3 separate regions of the Homo sapiens genome follow, and all the other regions are linked to region 1. Evidence: chromatin loops called from intact Hi-C (ENCODE). Cell type or tissue: natural killer cell. All regions are shown on one strand.

Region 1 (2,500 bases):
TAAAGGTATGAAATTTTCAATACTTGTCCAATCTTTTTCCTTCCTAGAACCAACATGGTTCACTGAAACTATCAAAATAAACATATATATCAAGCAAAAAATAAATGAGATTAAATCTCCTGTAACTTTTACTTACAGACAAAATCCTCAGATAGCTCATTGTCATCATTTTATAAACACTGGGGTATGGTTTAATGCTGCCTACCACAAAAGTAATCGTAGGTTTCTGCCTTGTGTTAAATTATTTTTATAATGTAGTGCAGAATAAAGAGTAAAATCTAAAATAGCAGATATAGACACAAGCAACAAAGTGCTGGAAAATGTCTCAAGTGAAGCTGTAATACCACATATTATTTTGAAGTAAAACAAAGCCAATTTTCCTAGCAACCTTTTTGTAGACTGCAGACACAATTCGGAACCATCTGGCTATCATGGAAGCTTTGGAACCCAAAATGGTATATACTGCACTTCTCTAAAATCCTTTAGCACTCACTGGCATTTAACATGTATTAAAACTACTAGCTTTCTACAGAGGTTGTTCCTGAAATTGTGTTCCCAAGGTTCATAGAATTTTAAGAAGGTAATATTGATTTTGAGGTATTGTCAATTTTACAAAGAGCCTAGTAAAATGGTCCATTTGCTGGGATTAGGCTGCATGTAATAATAATAATAATAATAGTAATAATAATAATAATGGAATTCATTGAATCCTCACCAAAATCCTAAATGAAAAATGGCAAGTGGCTGCTTTTAGGTTAGAATTATATTTGGTAAGAATTTGTATGAGAGAACTTTATAGTTATATAGGTTTCCTTAATTTTAAATGAACAAGCAATCTTTTATTAATTGATGTCATTTGACATGCATACAGAATATTTTAAAAGCTGGCATCTACAAGCAAAAAAATATGATGGAACAATTGATGAAAAGACTGCGAACTGTTTGGTGCATATTTACCTTATTTCTTCTAATAGAATACAAGGTCACTGAGGGTAATAACGATCACTTCCACAGAGTGAAGCATATTGCCCAGCTTATAACAATCCTGCCTTGAATGAATGCTGTTTACTTGATGTGTAAAGTAATAAAATAAGCTAGAGATTTCTAGTGGCATTGCTTACCTTTAAAATTATCACTCAGGATGATATGGTGCTTTTCCACAATTGCTTTATGCCCCAGAGAAGTTAGCCTAGACGGACCAGGATCTGACCTAGTAGAGTAATTCTTAAGTCCATTGAAGAGAGTGCCTCCAACAGTGAACCAAATAGGGAGTTGTGCTCAAAAAATTGTGCTAGGTCTCCTGGGATTATTAATACCCAGTGCAGCAACACTTACTATGTCTATTTCACTATTTCTGAACCCTTTTCTTAAACACCAAAGAATAAACAGTATAGAGAATGAGAAAAATCTGTTCAACAGCAACCTCATAAGGTCACAGGCTAGGGCTGTTGAGTATCATTAAGTGTATGTGAGTTTTAGTGCCAGTGGATGCACTGACTCTATCACATGCTAGAAGTGAAGAAACCACTGAAGAGTGTTGTGCAGCACCTGTACCACATAAGAAGCAGCCGCTACCATTCCGTGTTGAGTCTTTACAAAGCATGTGATAAGGAAGTTATGTGTTTCTTTGCCATTCTGTTGTAGATTTAGCACCATAATGTAAAAAACATCCCCGTTTGGCAACATGAGCCTGAAGTTTTCAAAATCTAATTTTCCCCTCCTTCCTCACTGGAAAAAAAAAAAAATATATATATATATATACTGTATATTGGACTTATACAGCTGCCACCTTATTCACTTAAAACAAAAACTGAATAATTCAGACAGACTTTAGGTAAGCAGTCAAGATGTGTCCTATCTTAATACTAAACTCAGATATAAACTTTTCGTAAGTCCAGTCTGCTGAATCAGCACAAGTCATGCCCACTGCCTAAATCATTGCCCTTATTTTGCAGTCTTGGTGACTAAGACAATAAATGGCCCTACTCAGTGGCAGCCTGGGTTATCGATCACATATCCCAAAATTTGGAATTTTTTTTTTTTATGAGACTGAGTCTTGCTCTGTTACCCAGGCCAGAGTGCGGTAGCATGATCTCAGCTCACTGCAACCTCCAGCTCCCGGGTTCCAGCAATTCTCCTCTCTCAGCCTCCTGAGTAGCTGGGACTAAAGGCACATGCCACTACACCCGGCTAATTTTTCTATTTTTAGTAGAGACGGGGTTTCACCATATTGGTCAGGCTGGTCTCGAACTCCTGACCTCAGGTGATCTGCCCACCTTGGCCTCCCAAAGTGCTGGGATTATAGGCTTGAGCTACCACACCCAGGCAAAATTTGAGATATTCTAAAAGAGCAGCTCCACAACCACCAGACTGCCACTATACCTCAAATTCCCTCCATCACAGTCATTTCTTTGGGTTTAGGTATTATGATCCCTGTTAAAATGCACATGTATCCCTCAGTAAGGGTAAAACCTTAGGTGGTGTGATATGATGGAGAGTA
Region 2 (2,500 bases), 72 kb after region 1:
GAAATGAAAATGCTACCTGTACTCCCAAGCCCTTCAAGTTTCACATCAAACTTTAGAATCACTAAAGAGACAATTCTCCTCTTTCACTTATATCATTTGTTCTTGTGTGAATCAGCAGATGTGTGGAGAGGTCAGTGAGCATGACAAATCTTGGCAGACTCTGTTCTGTGGCTACACCCACCATGAAAAAGAAAAATTATGACAGTCCTGCATTGCACTCTGTTCTTCTCACTCATTCATTTATTGAACAAATAGCTCCTGATCACCTGGAATGCCCCAGACACCATGCTAAGCATTGGGTATATGCAACAGCTGAATGAGGCAGACATAATCCCTACATCAAGGTTATATCCTACTAGGGAGGGAAGAGAGGAAAAACAAGTAAATAAACTAGATCACTTCAGATACTTAAGTTAGATAAGTTACTGTGAAAGAAATTAAAGGAATTCAATATGGACAGTGACTGAGCTTGGGGAGGGGGTGGATACGTTAGATAGGATGGTCAAGGTAGACCTCTTTGAAGAAGTGACATATAGGCTGAGGCATGAAGAATGAGGAGTTAAACACACCAAGAGCCAAGTGAAGAGCAACTCAGACAGAACCCAGACTACAATGCTTGTTCCTAGAGCCAGCAATAGGACCAATGTTGATATGGCTGAGTGAAAGCATCCAGTAACACACAAGATGTCAGTCTCCATCCTATGTTTGCTTCCACGCGCTTTCCACTGAGGAATAGCAACCTACAGGCTGAAATGAAGGAAATAGTGCTGAAAATAGGTCATGAACAAACAGAGAAGCAAATGGCATTTGACCAGTACTGCCATTTAATGTAAGAGAGAAAACAGATGAGGCAGTGGCTGGAAAGCAGCACTTTCATCACATATAACCTTTATTTTCAAGGAGGTTCTTTCCTGTAAGTTCTTTTCACCTAAAAACCTGCTGTGAGCCAGATGTGGTGGCCTCACGCCTGCAATCCCAGCACTTTGGGAGGTCGAGAAGGGTGGATCACTTCAGGTCAGGAGTTCAAGACCAGCCTGACCAACATGGTGAAACCCCATCTCTACTAAAAATACAAAAATTAGCCAGGTGTGGTGGCGCTTACTTGTAGTCCCAGCTACTTGGGCAGCTGAGGCAGGAGAATCGTTTGAACCTGGGAGGTGGAGGTTGCAGTGAGCCGAGATCACGCCACTGCACTCCAGCCTGGGCAACAAAGTGAGACTCTGTTTAAAAACAACAACAACAACAAAAAAGAAAACCTATTGTGATTTTTCAGATTCCCTTTCCCTGGTTTGTTCCTTGAGGAAACTATGCAGCAGTGTTTTTTGGACTCAGCACACAGACCAGATGATTTGGCTCTGCAGAGTGGAATGAAAATGATTCTCAACATTTAAGGACCTTTCCCTCCCTATAGTGGGTAGCAATAACAGCAACAGCAATTGGTTTGAGTTTTTTTACACTTATTTTTAAATGACTCCCATATTACCTTCTTTCTGAGGTGATGGAATAACTGTTTTCTCATAGTTTGGTGTGGTTTACTATGAGGTTGCTAAAAGTGAAGAAGGTGTCCAACTGAAAACTTGAGTGTCAAATACCACAAGTAAGAGATGCAGACTAACTAATGTAGGTTGTCTCGGAGTGATATTTACAAAATGTAACACAGTGAATGTAGGCAAGATATGGAAAAGAAGATAAACTAAGATTTAGTGTTTTCATTATTTATGAAAATTGTATAAAGTTACTTTAGCTTTCAGATAAGAGGAAAAGGTGTTATTACTGCCAAAAAGTGCTTTTAAAGAAGTTTCTAATAGAAAGGGACAGATTGAGGTCTCTTTGGGAGCCTGGCTAGGTGTTTTCCAAGAATCTTTCAGAGTAGCAACAACCCAGTGAACTTTCCATTGTGTGACCTTCAGCCTTATGGTCCCAGGAGCCTTACTTTGACAGCATACCCAGAGTAAATTCAATTCTCCAGAAGTCTCACTGTTCATTCAACAGTGTCCTTTAAAATACTGCTATATGCCAAATTCTGTGTTCTGGACACTGAGATATAATAGTGAGCAATAAAGATATTAACAAGTCCCTTCTGATGGGCACATTCTTGCTTCAATTAGGTTAATACATCAACAACCTAAATATCTGTAATTATATGGGTGTGTGAGGTCACACAAAACTTTAATGACCAAATCTGAGCATTCATCCCACTTAACTGCAGAAAATCTAGTCTTTTATCAAGTTCTCCTCCCTATGAATTTTTGAGAGTCCCTAAAGGACACTTAGAAAGTCCTTACATCCATCCTAGTTATCCAGCGCAGTAGGTACTCAGTAAATGATTATTATATGCACAGATTAATTTCGATAATCCATGGCTATTTAGGTTTAAAAAGCACCTTCATGGTTCTTTCATCTTAATCATTTACTATGTGCTCTGCACAATACATGGCACAATGGGAAATAAGAAATAAGACCCTCTCCCTGCCCTCAGGTGGGTCAAATCTTTTACACA
Region 3 (2,500 bases), 280 kb after region 1:
TGGATATCAACATCTATTAATATACTTTTCAACTTAGGGTAACTTAACTTTCGAAAAATTTTACCAGTCTTACTACAGGAAACATAAAATTGCTTACACATTACTCAATCTACTGTGTTGAACTCTAGTTCTCTCAAAAAAGCACTTGTTTTTAAACTATAACTCTTCTACAAAGTAATTAAATTTAATTAAACCATTGCTTGATTTTAATTTGTCCTAATCAAAATTATATTCAGCCAAGAGTAGAGCTATTAAAATTTTTAACTAAGAATGTAATCATCGTACATCAACATATTTGCACAAACCTCCAATTAGTAAAACTTAATAAGCCCGGAATAACAATATACACCAAATAAAAGTTAAATGAGTAATTAATAAAACAAGAAAACTAGAAATCACAAAGTCCATATGATCTTACAGCATTAATGATAAAAGTGATGTGGAAAAGGCTAATGGCATTAATTTGACAATTATGAATTTTTATTTTAATCAAAAAAACTGAATGTAAATATATATTTCTGGAAAAAATAACAATCACAACAAAAATACAAGTGTATTTAAGTACTATGCACTAAGCCTCTTTGGAAATACAAGAGAAAACACAGGAAACTCCAACAGTAGCAGCGGCTATAATAATAATAACTTATTAAAGTTTTATAATATCAAAACCCAGACTGGATGTGTGGCTCACGCCTGTAATCCCAGCACTTTGCAAGGCCGAGGTGAGTGGATCACCTGAGGTCAGGAATTCGAGACCAGCCTGGCCAATGTGGTGAAACCCCATCTCTACTAAAAATACAAAAATTAGCCTGGTACAGTGGCACACGCCTATAGTCCCAGCTACTCAGAAGACTGAGGCCGGAGAATCGCTTGAACCTGGGAGGCAGAAGCTGCAGTGAGCCGAGATCGTACCACTGCGCTCCAGCCTGGGCAACAGAGAAAGACTCCGTCTCCAAAAAAAAAAAAAAAACATAATGTCCTTCCCTAACCTACACTGCCAAAACACTTAGAAATACTCTACTTTTTTTAGGCTACCTAGTCTAAATCTAGCTCTCCTTTTCTGTTCCATTAACACCCTATTCCTTAACAGCCCTGGTTCAATAAAAACCAGGTAACTGTTCAGATCATTTCTCAAAACAAAAAAGATGTTAGTTTTGCTTTCACCTTCTCTGAGTCACAGATTCTTACCACTTTCCTATTTTGGTGGAGGAGTAGCCTGATGAGTCATAGAATGAAAAGCCTGAACATCTTTTCAAAATACTGCTAGGGACTATCACCAAGACTTAACACTTGGGTGACTAATTAGCTTACTGCAGTAGAGGGGCTCAACTGACAAAATACTTGTAATAGTTATAATATATACCTCTTGCAGAAAATCTTCAAGAAGCCGGTTAAATTTATCTGCCAATTCATCTATCAGTTGACTTCTTGAAATATCTACTCTGTTGAAGATTGTGAACTCTTCATTACAGAGTGCATGGTAAGTTTTAGAACATGCTTCCAAAACATCTGTATCTGTGTGCTTCTCTACAATATTCCGGATCTGTCGCAATAAGGCATCCAAATGCTGCAAAATAATAATATTTTTCATCAAAACTAAGGCATATATGATAGGTATAAAGTGACTACATGACCATACCACCATGGAAAAAATTTTCAAATACAGTAAGTCTACAACACAGAGCGTACATTTTAAGGTGCTTTTCTAATCATGATAAATAAATACACTGATCCATCCATACTTTTTCCTCAACTTTAAGGGAGATATTACCTACCTCATAGGGCTATGGTGAGAATGCTAACATATACTAAGAGCTTACATTAATCCACAGAACATAGCAAAAGTGTTCAATAAATATTAGTTGATTTTGTCTTATAATTGTTATTATCGTCTATGGCCATACCACCCTGAATGAGCCCAATCTCATCTAATTGTTATTATCTAGTTATCCACCCCCAGTCTCTATAAATGATCAGTGACATAGTCATATAATAGCTAAGAATGAAGGTACAGTTGTGGGCATGAAGCAAAGGGAAGCATCATTACCGCCATTCTGTAAGTCAAACTAAAGTACAGAAGACCTAAGCTATAGGTTTCCTTTCTTAAAATACGTTCCAAAAAAACATTTTAAGAAATATAAACAAACGCTATGATATAATGAACTGAATAATTTTTCTTAAAGGTTTTTTTTACACAAAATAATCTTACCTTTTCTAATCGTCCAGTGGTATATATTTCCAAATCAAAGTACTGAGGCAACTGCAACAAGTTAGTCACCTTTTCTGCATCTACAGAGTACTGTGAAATATAAAGATCACGTTAAAAATATCACAATAAGAAAGCATTATAATATTCTGTGAGGCATTTAGGGAAAAAAAACTCATTTCTTAGTAACACTATGATATTGACACAAACTTACTTTTGCTAATAACTGAGGAAGGGCCACGGCAAAAAGCTCAGTGATTTTTGTCCTATCATCCAACTGTGTCTTCTTCTCCT

What was found. A loop is a pair of places that touch in the nucleus more often than their neighbours do. Peaks named below come from ENCODE experiments on the same cell type or tissue, not always from the same donor. Only the 100,000 strongest peaks of a DNase experiment are listed, where the experiment ranks them.
Region 2: a loop joins it to region 1, with 4 times the contacts of the local background. A loop is called at or near these places in 1 of 110 quality-filtered maps.
Region 3: a loop joins it to region 1, with 3 times the contacts of the local background. A loop is called at or near these places in 1 of 110 quality-filtered maps.

The regions. Positions count from the first base shown.
Region 1 is chrX:124,338,344-124,340,843 of GRCh38, reverse strand. No RefSeq gene overlaps it. Among named protein-coding and RNA genes, the nearest start is that of TEX13D, 6.9 kb to the right of the region's middle. In natural killer cell, no CTCF peak of the experiment used is centred here; a DNase peak (open chromatin) is centred at 1,553; H3K27ac peaks cover 758 bases.
Region 2 is chrX:124,265,950-124,268,449 of GRCh38, reverse strand. No RefSeq gene overlaps it. Among named protein-coding and RNA genes, the nearest start is that of TEX13D, 65 kb to the left of the region's middle. In natural killer cell, no CTCF peak of the experiment used is centred here; no DNase peak of the experiment used is centred here.
Region 3 is chrX:124,062,915-124,065,414 of GRCh38, reverse strand. It overlaps STAG2 (STAG2 cohesin complex component), which reads right to left. Exons shown (of 35, transcript NM_001042750.2): 18 at 2,421-2,500; 19 at 2,210-2,299; 20 at 1,364-1,567. Among named protein-coding and RNA genes, the nearest start is that of STAG2, 100 kb to the right of the region's middle. In natural killer cell, no CTCF peak of the experiment used is centred here; a DNase peak (open chromatin) is centred at 1,204; H3K27ac peaks cover 741 bases.